Regions from separate parts of the Homo sapiens genome. Here region 1 is linked to region 2. A link is a loop called in an ENCODE intact Hi-C map of the cell type or tissue named here. Cell type or tissue: GM12878. All regions are shown on one strand. Links, peaks and the distances in the headings refer to the core of each region. The heading gives the core; the rest is flanking DNA.

Region 1 (10,917 bases), core at 3,071-8,070, 140 kb before region 2:
CCTTCTTGTGGTTACCAAAGATAAGCTTCTAATTGCATTTACTCAAAGGCTAATGCTACCCAAATGAGTATACCCCAGGCAGATTTAATTTGGAAGCGGTGGGAGAAAAAATGCATATGTTTCTTCATTTATTTATTGGCCAAGTGCAAGCTGTACTTAACCTAAAAGTAAGGGATGTATAATCAGCCTGCCCCCAGCTTCTCCCCAGCTGCTGGAATCAGCAATCAGCAGTACTTCTCCAGGACCTTCTGCAGCCTTAGCTCTCATTGGCTGCTGGCCACCCCTTGGGGCTGTGCTGGGGGGACCTCTTTGCACACCTCCCACCTGGCAGTCCCAGAGCTTCAGGAGAAAGGCAAATCTTAATGACTCCAGTTTGATCTCAGCCCCCATTTCTGCTTTGAGTTTTACTGTTATACTTTTTTTTTGTTTGTTTGAGAAAGAGATAGAATTTCTGCTGGTAGGTAGAAGAGGATCCAGCAGGCATTTCCCTATGTCAGACGTCATGCCCAAACCAGCAACTCTGATGTGACAGCCCTGTCACCTCCGCTCTGTCGCCAAGGCTGGAGTACAGTGGCATGATCATGGCTCACTGCAGCCTTGACCTCCTGGGTTCAAGCAGTCCTCCCACCTCAGCCTCCTGAGTAGCTGGGGCTGTAGGCCACCACCCCTGGCTAATTTTTGTATTTTTTTTTTGTAGAGGCAGGATTTCACCAGGTTGCTCAGTCTAGTCTCAAATTTCTTGGCTCAAGCGATCTGCCGGCCCTGGCCTCCCAAAGTGCTGGGATTACACGTGTGAGCCACTGTGCCCGGCCTTTTTATGCTTTTTTGACATTCACCAGGAAGGGACCCACAGTGTCATGTCTTGGTTGCTCAGCACCTTTTTTTCCTTGATGCTCTGATTTAGAGCTTTCCACCTGAGTCTGGGATGGCAGGAACCATCTGCTCCCCTGCAACCTCCCCTGATTGGAGCTGTACTACCCTCACTAACATGTGTTCATGGCCAAGGTGAGCAAAGAGAAGCAAGGAGAACCTCTGCGAACTCACGAGAAAAGTTTGGGATTCGCATATAGGTGAAGCCTCTGCAGCTGCCCTCTTGCTGGCTTAGGGTAGTCTACAGCCCCCTTCTGCACCACATGTGGAATCTACTTTATTTTGCTTTGCCTGATTTTCAGGCAGTGGGCACACTTGAATTCCTTTCCTTGAGATTCAGGAGCTGTTAGGACAGTCTATACAGTATATTGCATGTAGCTGGAGGGTCAGTGGACCTGCAACTAGGCTGTGCCAACCACAGATTGAAGTCATATGTGCACATGCCTCTGCACACACACACACCCACATATACACGTGGGAGACCCACACAGTGAGCACAGCCTGCAGAGTAGAGAATTGGATTGCAGAACTAGGGAGCACGATGTCTGTCAGTCATCCTACCTCGAGGAATCCTTGCACACACCTGCATAACCCAGACTGAAAATACCTGAATCTACATAGACAGGCTGCTTCTAAAGAAGGGGTGATTGGAGTTCCATAGGAAATGGATCCAAGAGTGATGTAAAGAATGTCTTTGGGAATCTGGCAGGCCAGGTACCGTTCCTGGTTGAGCCCTTCACATTCTAGTCTCAGCTGAAGGAGAGGCCTGCACAGCCTTGGTGAAGTTTCTGTGTGGTGAAACTTGGATGCAACACAAATGGAATGCCTGGTTTCTTGAACTTGGAATGTTACCCAGCAGATAAAGCTCCAGAGGACACCTCACATGGCATTGTTAGTCCTGCAGCAAGGAACCCAGGCCCTGGGCTGTGGGAGGAAGTGCTTCTCCTTTGGTCTGTGTGGGCCTCTCTTGAACCACATCAAAGGGCTGTCACATCAAAGTTGCTGGTTTGGGCATGATGTCTGACATAGTGAAATGCCTGCTGGATCCTCTTCTACCAGCAGAAATTGTACCTCATGTAAAATGACAAATTATATGTCATTTACAAACATCCTTGCATCCTAATCCTTCCTAAGCCTCTAGGTAGACTGAGGTGTCTCTTAAAATGTATGTTACGAATCAACAGAATAAGATAGGTTTAGGCAGAGAGGCTTTTTGGTACCACTGTTTTAAACATAGCAGGTAGCTTTGAGTTTTAATAAAGCACTATGATTTCATTTTAAACCACAGTATTGTTCTTTGTAGAGAGAGAATGTATTATGGAATTGTCTTTCCAAAGACAGTACTCTAGAGTAATATTCCTTTAAATAAATATTTTGTTACTTTTATTTCAACCATGATGATGACGCTAGTATTGCTCTCGTGATATAGGGAATAATGCATAACATTTGTTAAAATATTGAATGCTTATAAATATTAAAGGTTTGCAGTAGTTCAAGAGAAGGTATCTGTCAAAAAATGAAACATCACTGCTAGCCATTTGTATGAAGGATAAAAAAAGTTACAATGTAACAGATGCCACATGGTGGGATTTCTGATCAAGACCTTGTCTGGTGCTTTATACCATAGGGAATTAAAAAGAAAAGCATTTTAAGGGAAATTTCAGCCAAAATAGGTAATATTTTTATATAGATTAGCTGTTCTTTTGAGCTTTGATATTGAAAAACAAAACTTACATTAACATTTGTGAATCTGCAAAGTCTGTAGTGAGAATTCTCTTGCTTAAAACAATAAAAATCATTATTTGGGAACAGTACTACATATTTTCTTACTCAGTTTTGTTTGAAATAGACAATTTAAACAAATGACTATAAAGGTTTTGTTTTGAAAATTAAAGATAGTTGGAATGAAAAGTACTTCTCAATTAGAAATTGTAGTTTATTTTAATTAAATGACATTTGGCAAAAAAGAGGAGAGGTTTTTGGCACCACTGGGAGATATCTTTGGCATTTGTAGAAGGATGCTGTTTATCAAAGAGTTTGAGATGGCGTCAGAACCTGCCTGAGGTCTTTGGTTCTAGTGCCACTGAAGAGTAAGTTGTGATGTCGCAGAGGTTAAAAATACAGTGAATGCATAGCAATTAGAAGACAATGGTCAGATTGCATGTAAGCAAGATGCAACTATATAAGAAATTCTACATAGATAGTTTAAAAATAAAAGGATAGAAAAAGATACACCATTCACTAACCCAAAGTGTCCATATTCATATCAGAAAAGTAGACTTTAAAACAGGGAATATTGACAGGGATGAAGAGAGGTATTACATAGCAATAAAAGTTCAATACACCAAGAAGCCACAACAATCCCAAATGTAAGCACACCTACCAACAGAACTTCAAAGCACCTAAAGCAGGAACTCATAAAGATGAAAGAAGAAATACACAAATCCACTGTAATAGTTGGAGACTTCAACTCTCCTTTCACACTAATCTATAGAACAAGTAAATGGAAAGTCAGTAAGAATATAGAAGATGTGGACACCACTATTACTCAATTTGATATAGTGGATATTTATAGAACAGCCACTCAATAACAGCAGAATACATGTTCTTTTAAAGTGTACATGAGACATTCACCAGGATAAGCCATATTCCGGGCCATAAAATAAGCCTTAATAAGTCTAAAAGATTTGATAAAGTATATGTTCTGACCACAAAGAAATTAAATTAGAAATTAGTAACAGATATCTGGAAAATCTCTAAATATTTGGAAATTAAACAATACACCTTAATAAACCATGGGTCAAAAAAATCACAAGGTTAAGTTATTCCCCTCTGAATTCAATATTAATAAAATTTTCAAATAAATGAAAATGAAAACAATATATCAAAATTTACAGGAAGCAGTTGAAGCAGTACTTAGAGATGAACTTATAGCATTAAATACTTCTATTAGAAACAAGACGGGTCTCAAATCATTTAAATTTCTACCTGAAGAAACTAGAAGAGCAAACTAAACTTAAAGCAAACGAAAGGAAATAATGAAATAGAAATCAGAAAAGCAGTAGGAAAAAACCTCTAATGAAATCAATAGCTGATTCTTGAAAAAGGCTAAAATAAAATTGATAGATTTCTAGTCACTGACCAAGTAAAATAGAAGACACAAATTACCAATACCAGGTATAAAAGGACATTGCTACAGTTAATAAAAGGATGACAGAGAATATGAACAGCTTTATGCCCATACATTTAACAACTTAAATGGACAAATTCCTTGAAAGACACAAATGAACAAACTTCATTGAAGAACAAAGAGATAATCAGAATAGCCCTACATTAATGAAGAAATTGAATAAATAACACAAAGTCTATACAAATCCCTTCTGAAAGCAGAAGGGGAAGGAGTACCCCCAACTCACAAAATTCGCATTGTCTCAATATTAACACCATTGCAAGAAAAGAAACTATAAACCAGTATTTCTTATGATTATAGATGCAGAAATTTTCAACAAAATATTAGCAGTCATTCTCAGCTGATTTTTTTCTAATATTTAATTTGTATTTTAAAAACTGATTATTTTGACTACAGCACCAAGTAGTAAAACCTTAATGATCAGAACACAACTAATGATGATCTTCATTTAGATGAATCAGAAACAATAATATGTCACTAGTAACTAAAGGAGACTTTAACTGTGATATTTTGAGTCTACTTATGGCATATTTCTGCTTATCATCTGCTAACAAGTAAGAAGGTCTAATGCAAGCCTATTGCTATTTTTGTTTTGTTTTGTTTTGTTTTGTTTTGTTTTGTTTTGTTTTGTTTGAGACAGGTTCTTGCCCTATCACCTAGGCTGGAGTGCGGTGACATGATCTCAGCTCACTGCAATCCCCACCTCCCAGGTTCACGAGATTCTTCTGTCTCAGCTTCCCAAGTAGCTGGGATTACAGGCATGTGCCACCATGCCTGGCAAATTTTTGTATTTTTAATAGAGACGGGCTTTCACCATGTTGACCAGACTGGTCTTGAACTCCTGACCTCAAGTGATCCGCCTGCCTCGGCCTCCCAAAGTGCTGGGATTACAGGCCTGAGCCACGGTGCCCAGCAGCCTATTGACTTAAGAGTTACCTGGAATTGGCTCTTTTCTACTGATGTTCTTCCTGGATAGGATAAATCTGGTCCACTTCTTTGGGGGTATACATGGCCCATGCTTTCACTTGATAGTTTTATTCTTATTTATTAGAAGTAGTATTAGCAAAAAACAAAGTCTTTTTCTCTGGGATTTGGGGATTCTCAGATGTTAGCTGTGAAAGCTGGAAGAAGTGTGATCACCCCAGAGACCAGGGTTCTACTCCAGGCGTGATGCAGTAGGAAACCCACTATTTATTACTCATATGTTGAGGCCACACAGACTCTTTAGAGGTCAGCCTGAGAGTCACCAGGGCCTTGTTTCTTCGGGTCAGAGATGAATTAGATGTTCAGATTGGGGATGGTTGATTCCTCTGGAGCTTTCTAGGCTCCTACTTTTTAGAAAGGTGATGCATTTTTCTCTTAATCACAACTCTTCATAATTAGCAAGTGTTTGTGGGCTGCATATTGTATTTAGAGGTGGTAGATTCCATAGTGGTCAAACAACAGGGAATCTTTGGAGTCACATACCACTCCCCAGACCCCCACCCTACAGTATCTTGCCCCTGCCACTTAGCAGCAATATGTATTAAGTTGTGAGTTTGGAGGAGCCTGCACTGCCCCAGGATGTGAGAGAAAACCACAGTGTCTGTAATACAGCAAGGGAGGGGGCTGTGTGACCAAGGGCTTGGCAGACCGTGCAAAGGATTTTGGATTTCATTCTGGCTGCGGTGGGCAGCCACTGAAGGGTTTAAATGGGGAAGTGATGTCATCTAGTGGGAGTTTCCACAGGAGCCCTCTGTTCTTTGCCGGAAGGCAATATGTCTGGTAGGGAGACCTTTGAAGAAATGACTGCCAAGCAAATACTGAGCTTTACCTATCTGTGTCCTGTTAAATCTCTCTCAGTGGGGGCCTATCCATTTCCTGGGCCACTGTGAAAAACCAGCATATCCTTTCTGTCACTAGACTTCTGCAAACTCTTCTGGGGCCATTTGTTCCATGCCACTTGCACAAGGGGGGAATGTGGCTCTGCCCTGTATCCCTTTAGGCTAGAATTGAAGCCCGAGGTGGTTGGCCAATGACGTGACATTGTTTTGAATGCCTTTATTATATCTAAACACTTTAAATGATATTTTGCATTCCACTCCATAGTACACATGCTTAATTTAACACAGAACCCATTTTCCTGTAATACTGTCTGTTCCCATTTTACAGATGGAGAATCCAAGGCTTAGAGATGTAAAGTGTTTTGTTCAAGGTCACATAGCTAGTAAATGGTGATACCAGGTTTGGAATGCAGGCAGTCTGATTACTTAGCCTTTGCTCCTGATAATTCCATTCTTCACTGTGGTATCCTAGTGCCTCGAACTGTACCCAGCAGGTTCTCAGTAAACATGCGTTGGGTGATTCTATTGGAAAAGTCTGGCATCGGGTGCTAGGAATGCAACCCTATGCACACCTGAGCCACCTGGATCAGGACCAAGTGTGGGTGCTGGGAGGCTAAGCGGGATGTGTGCTCCTTGGTGTCCTGCATAACCAGAACAGGACTCCCTCCGGTGTGTCTTCAGCACCTCGCAGCACCATCACTCTGGCCAGCTAGTAATTGTGGCATACTCATCTGTCTCTCTAGCTGCATGGTGATCTCTGGAGGATGGGCCCTGTATTAAGCTCACCTCCTTCTTCCTGAGGCCTGGTCTAACTCATATATTTGAAATGTGACTGCTCAACAGTGGGCTTATGGAAGTCAGCCCAAGTCTTCAGCCAGAGAATTCCAAGAGTGGGATCTTTCATCTGCCTTGCCCATGGCCAGAACCATCCTTGAACATGAGTGAGAAAACAGGCCCAGGCAGAGCTAAGGCTGGCTTCCTGCCCAGAGGCCCTCATGTGACTAGAAGGAGCCAGCTAGTCCGTAGAGCTGCCATGCTGCCCTTGGGTCTCCCATGCTGCCTAGGGAACCCTAGGGCCTGAGGAGCGCTCAAGGCAGCCAGCACACCCCAGGAACAGGAGATGCAGAAAGCATGGGGGTGCAGGGCCTGTAAGGCAAGGGAGGCATGAGGTAGAAGGATGGATTCTGTTCTGGCTGCGTGGGTTTTTCTGGGTATAGTTGGCCATCAAGTGGAAATAGTTTATAAACTGGAAAATAGGGTCTGCAAACAGCTGGAAATAGAGATCTGGAGAGAGGAAGGGTGGGAGATGAGGGTGAAAAATCTAGGTGATAGTTGTCAGTGATAGCCAGAGTGGATTTCTACCTGTTTGAGAGGGAATAGGCAAAAGGGCAGGCCCCAAATCTGTCCCATCTACACATTATTCCATGCCACCTGTCACACACCAGATATGTATATGCAACATTCTTCTTATGGTTGGGGGTAAGGTCTGTATCCTGAATGAAATGAATAGGCTTTCATTACCTTTCCAGGGATAGTTTTGTTATCATTCATATCCTGTCTGTGTTTTCACTGTCAATAGAGTCAGTTTAATTAATTTATATGTTTTATTCTTTATTTCAGAAAAACTATACAACTCCAGCGGACGAGATTTGAGAAGGGCCCTCTTCTCCCTGAAGCAGATATTTCAGGTAAATAGGAAAAAAATAAGTACTTACCTGTTTTTACATTGCTGTGAAATTAGATACAGGCAAGCTTCTACCTGTACTTGTTATGAAAAGGAAGGACAAATTTAGATTACAATATTTATATTTAGATTACAATATACATTAGGTCATAATATCAGTTGAGAATTTTTATCATGTCAAATATTTCAAACATAATAAAAAGTAAAGGTAACTTTATCACATATTTTTCCATATTTACTTCTAGTTTTTTTTTTTTTTAACTATTATTATACTTTAAGTTCTGGGACACATGTGCAAAATGTGCAGGTTTGTTACACAGGCATACATGTGCCATGGTGGTTTGCTGCACCCATCAACCCATCATCTACATTAGGTATTTCTCCTAATGCTATCCCTTCCCTAGCCCCCTACCCACTGACAGGCCCTGGTGTGTGATGTTCCCCTCCCTCTGTCCATGTGTTCTCATTGTTCAACTCTCACTTATGAGTGAGAACATGTGGTGTTTGGTTTTCTGTTGCTGTGTTTTCTGAGAATGATGGTTTCCAGCTTCATCCATGTCCCTGCAAAGGACATGAACTCATTCTTTTTTATGGCTGCATAGTGTTCCATGGGGGTATATGTGCCACATTTTCTTCATCCAGTCTACCATTGATGGGCATTTGGGTTGGTTCCAAGTCTTTGCTATTGTGAATAGTGCTGCAATAAACATACATGTGCAAAGCCTATTAGAGGTATAACTGAAGACCTGTGTTATGCTCCCCCATCCCAAACAACCTCTTTCCACCCTACCCCCACATGCATGTTTCCTAATGGTAAATATTCACCAACAATATGTGATATTCTTTTGTATGAACTGTATACATATGTGATCATGTTGCATATATATCCTACTTCTGCTTACTGAGAATGGGATAGGTGTAGGCATAGCTGGTGTAGCTCTGATTGAAGATTGCATTGGATGAATAAAACACAAGTTGTTTTATTCATTCTTCTATTGGCAGATGGTTAATTTCCAGTGTTTTGCTGTTATAAACCATGCTATTGTGGCTATGCCCCCTTGTGTACCTGTGCAAATCTGTCTTGGATTCCATAGTATCGTTGCCTCCTAAACCTTCCCTCCATTCCTACCCTGAGAAAGTCACCAACATAATGAAGAGGACTAGGACAGGTGTGCAGAGAAGCCCCAAGATGATCAGCCATGTGAGGGCAGGCAGGGTCAGGAGATGGTTTCATAGAGAAGATGGTTTTTGCATTGAGCTTGCGTCTGTCTAGGTTCATTATTTTTCTTCTGTTAGGATTTTTGATTCTAGTTTACATTCTACTTCTTTTCAGTTCCCATCTCATCTACATCCTTAAAAGATTATCTTTGTCAGCGATAGTTGTCAGTGAGAGCCAGAGTAGATTTCTACATGCTTGAGAGGGAATAGGCAAAAGGGAAGGCCCAAAATCTGTCCCATCCACACATTCTTGTCCCATTCTTACTTCACTGTGTTCAATCATACCACGGAGTCCCTTCTCTGTGTTGACATTTCTGCAGACAAGTCCTCTTTCTTTTCTTCCAACAGCCATGGTTTTGAACCTGGTGCACCCTTGCTCCACCACACTGCATACCTCGGAAATGCCTTGGGGTTTAGAGGTCTGCCTTGGTTCATGCCTGGAAAATTGCAGCAGCTATTCATGGCACTGTGTGTGTTTGGTCCTCCCTAACTCAGTCCATTCTTAGCTTCCCACCAGAGGGAGTTACTCTCTTGTTGGTTCCATGTTGCCTTCTGGGTTACGTCTGGATTTCTCAGCATAACATGGAAGTCCTTCTTGATCTGGCCTCTGCTGCCCACCTCTCTGTCCTTGGCTACAACCTGAGTTCCTCCTGAAGTTGTACTCCAAAAGTAAGGCATGCCCTTTCTGTTCTACACCTTTGCCCTGGACCTGCGACTTATTGATTGATTGAGATGGAATCTCACTCTGTCACCCAGGCTGGAGTTAAGTGGTGTGATCTTGGCTCATTGCAACCTCCACTTTCCAGGTTCAAGTGATTCTCCTGCCCCAGCCTCCTAATTGAGATTACAGGCATCCACCACCACGCTTGGCTAATTTTTATATTTTTAGTAGAGATGGAGTTTCACCATATTGGCCAGGCTGGGCTCAAACTCCTGACCTCAGGTGATTCACCCACCCAGGCCTCCCAAAGTGTTGGGATTATAGGTGTGATCTACCACGCCTGGCCTGGACCTACAACTTCTATCCCAGAATGTTTTGCTACCCCACACCCACTCTATATGTATCTCAGTTTTCCTTCTGGTATCTCTTCCTGCTAGGGATGCCCTCTCAGAATGATCACTCACCCTAATTAGGGTCCCTCCGAATACCATTAAAAGTATCCTGTGCTTCATATACACCATGGAATACTATGCAGCCATAAAAAATGATGAGCTCATGTCCTTTGCAGGGACCTGGATGAAACTGGAAATCATCATTCTCAGTAAACTATCGCAAGGACAAAAAACCAAACACTGCATGTTCTCACTCATAGATGGGAATTGAACAATGAGAACACATGGACACAGGAAAGGGAACATCACACTCTGGGGACTGTTGTGGGGTGGGGGCAGGGGGGAGGGGATAGCATTAGGAGATATACCTAATGCTAAATGACGAGTTAATGGGTGCAGCACACCAGCATGGCACATGTATACATATGTAACTAACCTGCACATTGTGCACATGTACCCTAAAACTTATAGTAATAATAATAAAAGTAAATAAATAAATAAATACATAAATAAATAAAAAGTATCCTGTGCTTACCTGTTGTACAAGTTGAGCATCCCTAATTTGAAAATCCATTAGAAATGAATTTGAAAAATTTTGAGTCCTGACATGATGCCACAAGTAGAAAATTCCACACTCGATCTCATGTGATGGTCATAGTCAAAGTGCAGGCTCACAACACACGATTTATTTAGCATTCCCAAGGAAAAAAGAACCTCCTGCCAGTTTTCAGCTGTGATATATATTTTCCACACATGCCCAGATCCCTCCATGCAAGCATGCCCACAAAGGGCAATAAAATGGCATGTGTGCAGGCTGGATGCACCAATGGGAGGTTCCCCACAATGTCCACATGGGCCAAGAGATACATGCATTACTCATTGTGTGTGTTTGCTTATTCTGTGCTCTGTGGTATAAAGGTATTGTTAAAATGTCCAAAAGGAATGCAGATACCTCCTTGGGTAACAGTGATAAAAAAGAGAAGTCATTTATATATACCTATAGCACAGAATGAAGCTGTTGGAGAAACTGGGCAGTGGCGTAAGTGTGAACTGTCTTACAAAAGGGTATGGTGTTAGAA
Region 2 (10,917 bases), core at 2,905-7,904:
CTTCTCAGATCTTATTGGGAAGCTGCTGATCACTAGCTTTATGTGTTTTTTCTCTCTTAGGAGACCGCCTTTCACTGGCACCAGCTATGACCAATTATTATTTTAAAAAGACAGTTTAACAACTGCCAGGCCATCACTTGATGGTCACCTGACATTCCTGGAGTTGGGGGATACTCTCCTTCCCTAGTCATATCTGCCTAACTACCTATTCTAACACCAGCATTTATGGAGGATTAACTTTGTACTGGCTATTGGACTAAACAATTTTACATGTATTGTAAATTCCATGAAGAAGGTAGGAGTATCGTCCCCATTTTACAGGTGAGGAAACCGAAACACAGAGAGGTTAAGGAGCTTGTCCCCAGATTACAGAGGCTCTGCTGGGTTGGGACCCAGGCAGTCAGAGTCCATAGCCTGCACTCAGAACCTAACATACCTGAAAGTACTCTCTGAATCTATAGAATGTGTTCAGTAATGAGAATGTTATATCTTTTGAGGATGAATTAGATTTGTTGAGAAAGCAAAAAATCACTCAGAGCAAATGTTTTACTGGAACTTGGTAATCTTAGTGAGCTGTATTGTTTTTTAGTCACTGTTTGATTTTGATCCTGAAATCATACTTACTGATTTGCTTGTTTTTCTCATAAATGGGCACTGAAGACATTTTATAGAGGGGACTTCTGAAAATGTTCAGAGCAATAGCTGCAACACTGGAACAAGGCTTTCCAGTTAGTCATAAGTAACCACTACCTTGGCGATGGAGTAAGGGAAGGTATAGAGAACAGAAACTCATAGTTAAAAGGAAGCCACAGTTAACTATCAATTATCGTGAGGCTGTGGAGGAGCAGAGACCTAAGCCATCCTCAGTTTTTGATGGCTCATAACTGATGCATACCAATTAGTGGCCCAGCAGGTGGTAGGATGCGGGTAGCCAAGCCTTGGGGCTGTGCCTTTGGAGTGGGAGCTGGAGGGAGGCAATTGGAGGGGTGTTGTTTTCTATTTTCCTGCAGGAGTGAAGAAGAGTTTTGGCATCTTTCCACCAGCCACAGGAAGCAGTGGGCAAATCGGGGAGCCTACTTATGGAACTGTGCTGGGGGGTGAGCTCATCTTCCCATGTTTTGACAGGAAGGAGGTGTGTTTACATGCCTAAGTTTTAGGACAGCACAGCTTCCCATGCCTTGTCCACAAAACTTCATTGCCAGGATTAGAGAATTCATCCTGAGTCTGCAGTAGAATAGCAGAATAGTAGAGCAGCCCTATCTCTTTCTTGGAAGCAGTTGGCAATGAGCAATCTATTTGCAAGCAAAAGACATACTGTGAGATGGGGTGTTATATGACGTTAATCTACAAAATCTGCAACTCAGGTGACCTGCTCAGCCCTGGCTCCTGGAGGAAGGCTGGCCGTGTGCAGTGAAGGAGCAGCAGGTGAGGTGGGGGAGGGCATAGGCGTGGTTGTGTGTAAACTCAGGATGATGGTACCTGTACTCCTTAATACGGTGGTGGGAGAGTTAACACAAATATGTGCTTTGCCCAGTGCTGTTATTATCATCAATCCATGCCCTGAAGCATTCACGGATATTACTCTGTTAAGGTAATTGTTAAATGAATATGGACGTGAATTGGAGAAAATATTTTGTGCACCCGCATAAACATGCTAGAGGATTTCACAACAACCAGATTAACAACCATTGGTACTATGAGTGGCAAGTAGCTACTTGGGAAGATTTATCTGATGGTAAGTGACTTGTTATAAATGGGATTCACTGACAAGTGTGGTGACCTCCTGACAAAAGTATGATTGGAATACAGCCAGTGATTCAGCAGTGTCCAAGAGATTCATGCTGAGTGTTGAATAGCAAAGGGTGGCCTGGAGAGAAGAGGTCTGGGAAGGCTGGGAGAGTGGGCTTGGAAATGGGAGGAACTGTATTGAATAAAGGCAGAGGCACTGGGACATGAGGAAGAAGTTACTTTGCAATGCTCCTGGTATCTGGGGCGGGATTGGCTTCTCAAATATTCGTTGTGACCAGATTGCAAATTTGTTGTGGGTTTGAACTTCCCTGAATTGAATCTGAGGATCTTTCTAGGTTCTGAAGAAATTGGCAAAATTTTATCCTTAAGGCCAAGTGGAGCTACTGATGAATTTCAAATGATTAAGTGAAAATCAGTGTAGTGTTTCTGCAGGAGCATTCTGGGCACAGCATGGGGAACTCACTGGGGGAGAGCAGGCTGCACAAAGAGATTGGTGCAGGGCTTTCGCTGGTCCAGGAAGGAGTGGAGGGGGCCTGACTGAAGCAGGGGAAGAGAGAAGGGAAAGTACAGGGAGGTGCTGAGAATGCAGGAGGCTGTGGTTTGTAGGACAATGACTGGATTGCATGGTGACAAAGACAAAGGGGCCTGAGGTGATTCTCTGGCAATCAGTAACCTGGGGCCAGTCAGTAAGCTCCTGGATGTATCTATGGGTCAGGCAGATGGAAATTCCCATAGTCAGTTGGATAGGCACTTCTGGAACTCCAATACCTGTAGGTGATGGTTGAAGCTCTAGTTTAGAGGCCCTAACCCAGGAAAAATAAACTGCATGGGCAGAGAACTGGCTGGGGAAAACCAGCAAGAGAATGTACAGAACTTTCATCTCATGAAATGAAGAAACTGAGAACATCACCCACATTTCAAGTCAATGAACCTTGACATCAGTTATCATCAAGTGTGACTGTTTCTCAGGCTAGAGTGGACTTAGGTGGTATGAGGGCTCTGGAAGAAACAAGCTGTTTACTATGGGAATGGAAGCGAACATACCTCAGATGGAAAGGTTCAAGTTCCTAGTTGAATCTTTTACTTGCTTTGGGAATTTTCTTTCAGGGCCAAGTTTCCCTTTGACCTGTCCAAACCCCACATCTCCTGTAAGATGCACCTTCTCCTCTGTGTTCTGAATGTTCACAGCACTTTCTAAGGCTCGATTTTTGCTGGCAGTCCACGCAGGCATGGGTGTGGGTCATCCAGCTAGAGAATAAGCATTTCTCTCTATAGCCCTCTGCAACTCCCAGGATCCCTTTGGAGATGGAGCAGGGGCTATCTAAGGAGTACTAAGCTGGGTTGATCAAATGCAGCCATGGAAAGAGAAATGAGATTATTTTTTCTTGATAAGAGCCTGTGGAGGCAGCCTGGTGGTAACTCTTCATTGATGAAGGTTGAACAAATAGGGAAGTGAAACTCTGAAGATGTACATTGAAGAGGCCAAAGAAAGCCTGGGCACATTTGGGATGATTCTGTGTAGCCTAAATGCCTTTGATCGTCCCGAGAGAGCATACTTCCCAAAGACATGATAGCTCAGTGAGGAATCCAGAGACTATTATATCACACTTCAGGAGTACTCAATTACCATATCCACATGGCCCCAGATAAATAATTTCATTCCTGAGGTTTTTTTTTTTTTTTCCAGCCATGTGGTTCTGGTTTTATAAACATGAGATTAAAAACTGACTAGAGATGAGCCCTCATAAGGAGGTGGCTGGTCAGGGCCTGTGGGGTGCAGGTATTTGTCTCCCAGGGGTCCTTGGATAGAGCAGGGATGGTGGGGGTGGGCATGTCACGACTGCATGCATGTGGGCAGGCCTTCTGGTATGAAACACATACTGAATTACCAGACTTCAGAAGCTATTTTTTCTTTTCTATATATTTTTTCATTCATAACAAGCTTTGCAAAACTGCCTTCCAAATGGAGGGTCAAATAATTTTGATCATGAGATCAGGAAAAAACAACTATGAAGTACCTTGGACTCTACCTTTGTTTTTGTTTGCATTTATGGACTTGGGTCCACATCCATGATAGCTCATGTCTATAAGTAAATGAGCAAGCCACCAGATCTCTAGAAGAGAAGCCCCCAATACTAGGTGTGTTATTTCAGAGTAGCCTTACATTAAAAGACTTCTTAGTCAATAGTGACATCTTATGACCTTTGATATTACAGTTACTGATTTTGTTGAGACAGGAATACTGTCTTCTGGGACTAAAGGAACAAAATCATATTCATTTGTTCATCTAACTCCTATTTCATTTTTGTTTTTGTTTGTTTTGGGGTTTTTCTGAGACAGAGTCTTGCTCTGTCACCCAGGCTGGAGTGCAGTGACACAATCTCAGCTCACTGCAACCTCCGCCTCCTGAGTTCATGTGAGCACATCCAGCTAATTTTTGTATTTTTAGTAGAGATGGGATTTTACCAAGTTGGCCAGGCTGGTCTTGAACTCTTGACCTCACGTGACCCGCCTGCCTCAGCCTCCCAAAGTGCTGGGATTACAGGTGTGAGGCACCGTACTAGGCCCCAACTCCTATTTCCTTGTGCCTCCCATGTTCTTGGATCTGAGAATACAGTGGTGAACATGAACCTTACAAAACATACAGTTTCATAAGACAGAGTGCAAATATTATAGCAAGTAAATATGAGTAGCTTTAGAAGAGGGCTTTTGAAGCGAGCCAGCAGGGCCATGTGGTAGATAGAGGGTTACAGGGATATGAGAATATATCCTTGAGGAGACCCTCCAGAAGTGCACAAGGATGTGGACAGGGAGAGGCCTTACTGCATCCCTGTGGTACAGCATGGCAAACAATTGGGGACTAGCTAGATCAGTAAAACGTCTACTTTTGGATGATTTATGTTGTGGATGCCACCAGCAGGTAGAAGAAATGCACAATACCAATACCAGAAGTGCTAACGTAGTTGTCAAATCATTTGCTATGTAAAAAGATTGTAGAATAATATGTTTTTTTTAAAATCTAGATGTTTATTCACCAAATGTATAACAGTGGTTATTTCTGGTCAAAGGAGACTTAACTGTTATCAGTAGTAGTATAAGCATACTTCCTTTCTCAAAGGGAGTATGAATTCCTGTAAGTAAATATTCATTAAAAATAGCAAAAACTCTTTAGAAAAGAGAAAAGTGTGATGGGGCTGGTCCAGAAAACCTCCTCAGGCATTTAGGTTGAGTCCCAAAGGATGAGAAGAGTAAGAGAAGAGCTCCCCAGGCCAAGGGCATGCCATGTGCAATGGCAAAGGGAGAAAGGGGCTTGGTATATCTGGGTATCTAATAGGCATCTTGGGAGGTGAGGCTGTAGCGTGTGGCCAGAAACAGGTGGCATAGGGTGGAGATGAGGTTGCACAGTGAGCAGACCAGGTCCTGCAGGGCCTGGGAAACCACAGCACAGAGTCCGGTTATTAGTCAGCATGTGAGGCTCAGTTGTGCACATTTGAAAAGCTGCCTATCTGCCTGCCTGCTTGGTGGGGATCGGATTGGAGGCAAGGGAGAGTGGCAGCAGGGACATAGGTCGTGGCTATTGATGCCAAGCTACTGGGAAACATTGATAACTTAGACCAGGGTAGTCTCAACCCTGCCAAGCATCTAAAATAACCCATGTTCAGGTTCTACCCCAGAACAATTGAATGCAGTTTCTGAAAGGAGGGCCTGAGCATTCACCTTTTAAAATAATATGCCTTAAGGATGCGAATCTCTAGGCTGGAGGTTGCCAGTGGTGTGGAGAGGCAGGAAGCGTTGAGGCATGCATTAGAGACAGTGTCAGTCACCCCCATTGCTGGACCTCCCAAGACCACCCTCAACAGCCTTGAGCTTGTCCTGGTTTAGGAGGGTGGTCTCTTCCCATAAGTGAAAAACACACATGAGATTAGTCATTGTACAACTTCTGGAAGTGACAAAACATGTCTCATGTCCACACAACTGGATTTTTTAGTTATAACAGCCAGAACTGGAGTCTTCCATTCCAGTGTATTTTCCTTCATTTTAAGGGTGAAATAAGACCTGGATCCACCAAGGTCTTGGGACAGATTGAAGAAAGACCCTGAGCAGGGCTGTTTTTTGCCTCTGAAGGCTGCCTTCCTGAAATCTCATGAGGGGACTATGCTTAGTTCCTGCTGTTTCCACAGTTCTTAGGAAAATGCAGCCTATCTTCATCCTAATTTCTCTGTCAACTTCTGCTCTGTCAACTTCTGAGGGACATTTAAAGCAACGAATATTGGCCGGCGTGGTGGCTCACGCCTGTAATCCCAGCACTTTGGGAGGCCGAGGTGGGTGGATCATGAGGTCAGGAGATCGAGACCATCCTGGCTAACAGGTGAAACCCCGTCTCTGCTAAAAATACAAAAAAGGCAGGGTGTGGTGGCTCACCTCTGTAATCCCAGCAATTTGGGAGGCCAAGGCGGGCGGATCACGAGGTCAGGAGATCAAGACCATGGTGAAACCCCGTCTCTACTAAAAAATACAAAAAAAATTAGCCGGGCGTGGTGGCGGGTGCCTGTAGTCCCACCTACTCGGGAGGCTGAGGCAGGAGAATGGCGTGAACCCGGGAGGCAGAGCTTGCAGTGAGCGGAGATCGTGCCACTGCACTCCAGCCTGGGCGACAGAGCGAGACTCCATCTCAAAAAAAAAAAAAAGCTGGGCGTGGTGGTGGGCGCCTGTAGTCCCAGCTACTCGGGAGGCTGAGGCAGGAGAATGGTGTGAACCTGGGAGGCGGAGCTTGCAGTGAGCCGAGATCGTGCCAGCAACGAATATCTGTGGCTTAGAATAAAGTGTTTTTTTTTTTTTTAAACACAAAGTCAAGGTATACACAAAAACTGGTGAGAAGCCTCATAGTCTGTAGTTATCACTAGATCCATTTGTTTTACACCTGAATAAATCTGTAACCCCAGTTACTAATTGTGCTTTTTTTCTGTTGATGTTTGTACTCTGCAGACTTGAATTCCATTATGTTAAATTACTCCATGTTTCAGCAGAAATAATATGCTTGACCCTTTAATATTTATTTGATTCTAAAACAAAATAGCAAAATAATGGCTTATGTATTAAGGTACTAGCCCATAGTCCAGCTTCTTGGGTATATTAGGGATCCATGAGCTATACTTTATACTCCTCCTAAACTTTGCATGCTACAGGGACAATAAATACTTTCCTGTCTAACTTTGGGTTCTCACCATGGAAACATCAGAGCAACAGCTGGGCTCTGTTAGATGTCTTTTCATTCTCTTGGCTGGTAAAATCTTTTGCAGAAACTTTAAAAAACTTGATGGCTAACAAAACTCTACTTTTAAGTGAAATCACTGATTCAAGTTGGCCAGATATTTGTCTTAACTGATTACGATTGCTAATTGGAAGTTTTCAAATGTTACCTTGGGCCCTTGGTGACCTAGAAACAGCCTTAAAGTTAACAGAAAGTGTGAGTCACTGTGAGGCCAAGATCAAACTGCAATTTAAGGATTCAGTAACACAGAAGGCTGCAGACCAAGACTGGAGGGCCATGTTCTTTACCATAAATGTAACAAAATATTTCTATGAATATCTTATATGTCCTATGCATTTTATGGAACTAAATGGGACAGTTTAAATGTCTGCATTTTATCTAAACCTTAAGACGGCTTTTTGACTAGTTGCCACAAATGGGTCATAAGGCACTGCTCCTCCAGGCTTTCAGGACAGCAGGCAAGTCTGGGGTGACTGGGCTCTGGGCTGGTCTTCTGGGAGCTGTACGCAGCCTTGTCCAATACGAGGCATTATTTTTCTCTGTGCTGTGTGAAAGAAGGATTGCCAAGCACGGTTCAGGAACCGTGCTTCGAAGGAACCGTGCAGTGATGAAAACAGTTTAGATTCTGCTTTAAGTTTCATGGGGTAGCCTGGCATGTTATAAAGGAGTCTGGCCTGGATGTTAGGAGATCAGAGTTCTTACTGGCAACCTGTTTGGTCTTGCCCTCTCCAGACCCCATCCTTCTTCTCTGCAACATGGGGAGATCTCTGAGGTCATCTCCAAGTAATTGTCAATCTTGCCCTTGGATCATGCATAGCAAGAGCCTCTGTGCCGAACGCTGTGCTAGGTCCTCAGGGCCATGGAACTGCAGCAGGCAGCAAATACTTATTGGATGTCCCTTGGAGCCAGGGCTCTGGGCAGGGTCTCCTGGAGAAACAGAGCAGGAAAAGTAACTCTAGTCAGGAAAAATGGCTCTTGCAAGGACTCCAAGAATGAAATGCCCTTGATGTTGGGTGGAAGCTTGATATATCAGTAGACTGTGTAAGGCTAGGGTGAGGAGGTTCACGAAGGGAAAGTGGAAGACGAAGTTGGAGAGGTGATAAGAGATTAGAGGTCAGCTAGGCAAACTAGACTTGATCCTAGGTCAGTAGACATGTTGCACAAGGGAATGTCATGTACAAAATTCCATCTTGTCCCTTACTCAGGTCCTCTTTGGCTTTAAACAGCCAAGTTTTGCTTCAACAGCATGGCAGAGTCTTTTTGGGTAGCTTGGGCCCCATGGGTTGAATACTTCCTGCTACAGTGAGTTGTTTAGTGTCTCTTCCCTCACTGGTCTGTAATCCAAGGATGGGGACTTTGTTTAGCCACTGCACCCCAGCATCTTTGCACATAAGTGCTCAATAAAATTTGTTAAGCAGGGCACGGTGGCTCATGTCTATAATGCCAGCACTTTGGGAGGCCGAGATGGGTGGATCACTTGAAGTCAGGAGTTCGAGACCAGCCTGGCCAACATGGTGAAACCCTATCTCTACTAAAATTATAAAAATTAGCTGGGTGTGGTGGTGCATGCCTGTTATCCCAGCTACTGAGGCTGAGGCAGGAGAATCGCTTGAACCCGGGGGTTGGAGGTTGCAGTGAGCCAAGATTGCGCCACTGCACTCCAGACTGAGCAACAGAGCGAAACTCGGTCTCAAAAAAAAAAAAAAATTGTTAAATAGAGGGAGATAAAGCCCTTGCCCCATAATTACACTGCTTTTTTAGTAAACGAATGCAGGAACAGAAAACCAAATACTGCCTCTTCTCACTTATACGTGGGAGCTAAATGATGAGAACACATGGACACATAGAGGGGAACAACAGATACTAGGACCTACCTGAGGGCAAAGGATGGGAGGAACGAGAGGAAGAGAAAAAAATAACTATTAGATATTAGGCTTAGTACCTGGGTGAAGAAATATGTACAACAAACCCTTGTGATGTTGTTTACCTATATAACAGACATGTATATGTGTCCCTGAACCTAAAATAAAAGTTTAAAAAAATTGTTTCGTTACATATTTTAAAAATCCTAATTGTAGGCCAGGCGCAGTGGTTCATGCCTGTAATCCCAGCACTTTGGGAGGCTGAGGCAGGTGGATCACGAGGTCAGGAGATCGAGACCATCCTGGCTAACACGGTGAAACCCCGTCTCTACTAAAAATACAAAAAATTAGCCGGGCGTGGTGGCGGGTGCCTGTAGTTCCAGCTAGGAGGCGGAGCTTACGGTGAGCCGAGAGAGCGCCGCTGCACTCCAGCCTGGGCAAAAGAGCGAGACTCCGTCTCAAAAAAAAAAAAAAAAAAAAAAAAAAATTAAAAAAATCCTAATTGTACAGAGTTGGGTTAATTATAATCCTTTGTTCATGACACATTGTCATCACTGGTCTTTGCATGATTATCTTCTAGTTTATTTTATAAAATATTTACGAATATAATAGAACATCAAGGAGACTATGACCTAACCTAAAAAGCAAGGTGTTACTTCTAACTTCCATCTCTGTGCTTCCCAATCTCCCATCCCTAGGCCTGGGTAACCAATACTTAAATATGTGTTTATCACTGTCTTACGGGGTTTTATTGTGGGGGTTTTTTTCAGTATTTTTTTTTTACTTTTTTTTCTGTACTTCAATGGACGTATTTTTTAAAGTATTACACACATATGACACATTAGTTTATATAATTCTGATTTTCTGCACTTTGTTGTAAAATGTATGTTCTTCTTGGACTTGTTTTGGTCACTCAGCGTTATGTTTCTGGTGGTCGTCCATATTGTCACGTGAAGCTGGCAATATGGATTTTCACTGCCTGGAATTTACCACAATCTTTATCTATTTTTTCCCTTCAGAGGGCATTTGGGTCATTTCCAGCTTTTGACAATTACAGATAGTGCTGCTGAGAACATTATTGGACTCTCATCCTAGTACACTGGTGCTTCAGTATCCCTAGGGAAGGTTTCTCAACCTCAGCACTGTTGACGTTTTGAACTGAATAATTCTTTGTCGTGGGGGCTATTCTGTGCATTGTGGGATGTTTTACAGCATGCTTGTGTCAGCCCACTAGATGCCAATAGCATTCCCTGCCCTCCACCCCTGTTGTGACAACTAAAAATGTCTCCAGATGCTGACAAATGTCCCCTGGGGTTGGGGGCAGAATAACCCTGGTGCAGAATCGCTGCCCTAGGGTATAGCAATACAACTTTTAGGTCATGATATTAATGTTTAATTTTACAAGATAGTGTTAATTATTTTGCCAGTTAAACCTATATATCCTCGTATCAACAATATATGAATTAGTTGACTTGCATTCTTTTCATCACTTGGTATCATTAGACTTCTAATTTTACCAAGTAGATAGAAAATGGTATCTCACTGTGGCCTTAATTCATAGTGCCCTGATTGATAATCAGAATAAAATATCTCTTCATACCAGTTTGTTGGCTGTGTTCATGTATTTTGTTCATTTTATAGTTGTGTTTTTGAAGTTTAAAATATATTTTCATATATTCTTGATTTGAGTTTGTCTGTTAGATATATTGCAAATGTCTGCTCCCAGTGTATTGCTCAACTTTTTCTCATTCTGATTGCTTTGGTCTTAGAACATACTTTAACATTATTTTGAATGTTTGTATCGTGTTTCTGAAAGAGCTCAGCAACATTCATTTTCCTTTTGGTGTTTGGAAGCCCGAGAAACATGACCCATTAGCCTGAGACCCAAATCCGAGGCATTACATTGGCTTTGTTGGAAACTACGCCCCAAAGAACTGGTCAGGCTGCAGGCCTCTGGGTTGCTTTTCCAACTTGAAAACGGTGACCTCAAATCTGGGACTGTTTGCGGTGAAAAGGAAGATACCTAATGGATTT

What was found. Peaks named below come from ENCODE experiments on the same cell type or tissue, not always from the same donor. Only the 100,000 strongest peaks of a DNase experiment are listed, where the experiment ranks them.
Region 1: it touches region 2 in a loop (2.5-fold over the local background); 2 of 110 quality-filtered maps call a loop at or near these places.

Annotation. Positions count from the first base shown.
Region 1 is chr18:36,494,429-36,505,345 of GRCh38, forward strand. FHOD3 (formin homology 2 domain containing 3) reads left to right here. Exons shown (of 29, transcript NM_001281740.3): 4 at 7,504-7,571. Among named protein-coding and RNA genes, the nearest start is that of FHOD3, 200 kb to the left of the region's middle. RefSeq lists an enhancer at 5,773-5,822. In GM12878, for the core only: no CTCF peak of the experiment used is centred there; a DNase peak (open chromatin) is centred at 5,723.
Region 2 is chr18:36,633,240-36,644,156 of GRCh38, forward strand. The region is part of intron 10 of FHOD3 (formin homology 2 domain containing 3); the gene reads left to right. Among named protein-coding and RNA genes, the nearest start is that of TPGS2, 190 kb to the right of the region's middle. RefSeq lists enhancers at 2,648-2,737, 5,125-5,294. In GM12878, for the core only: no CTCF peak of the experiment used is centred there; DNase peaks (open chromatin) are centred at 3,202 and 5,192; H3K27ac peaks cover 3,149 bases.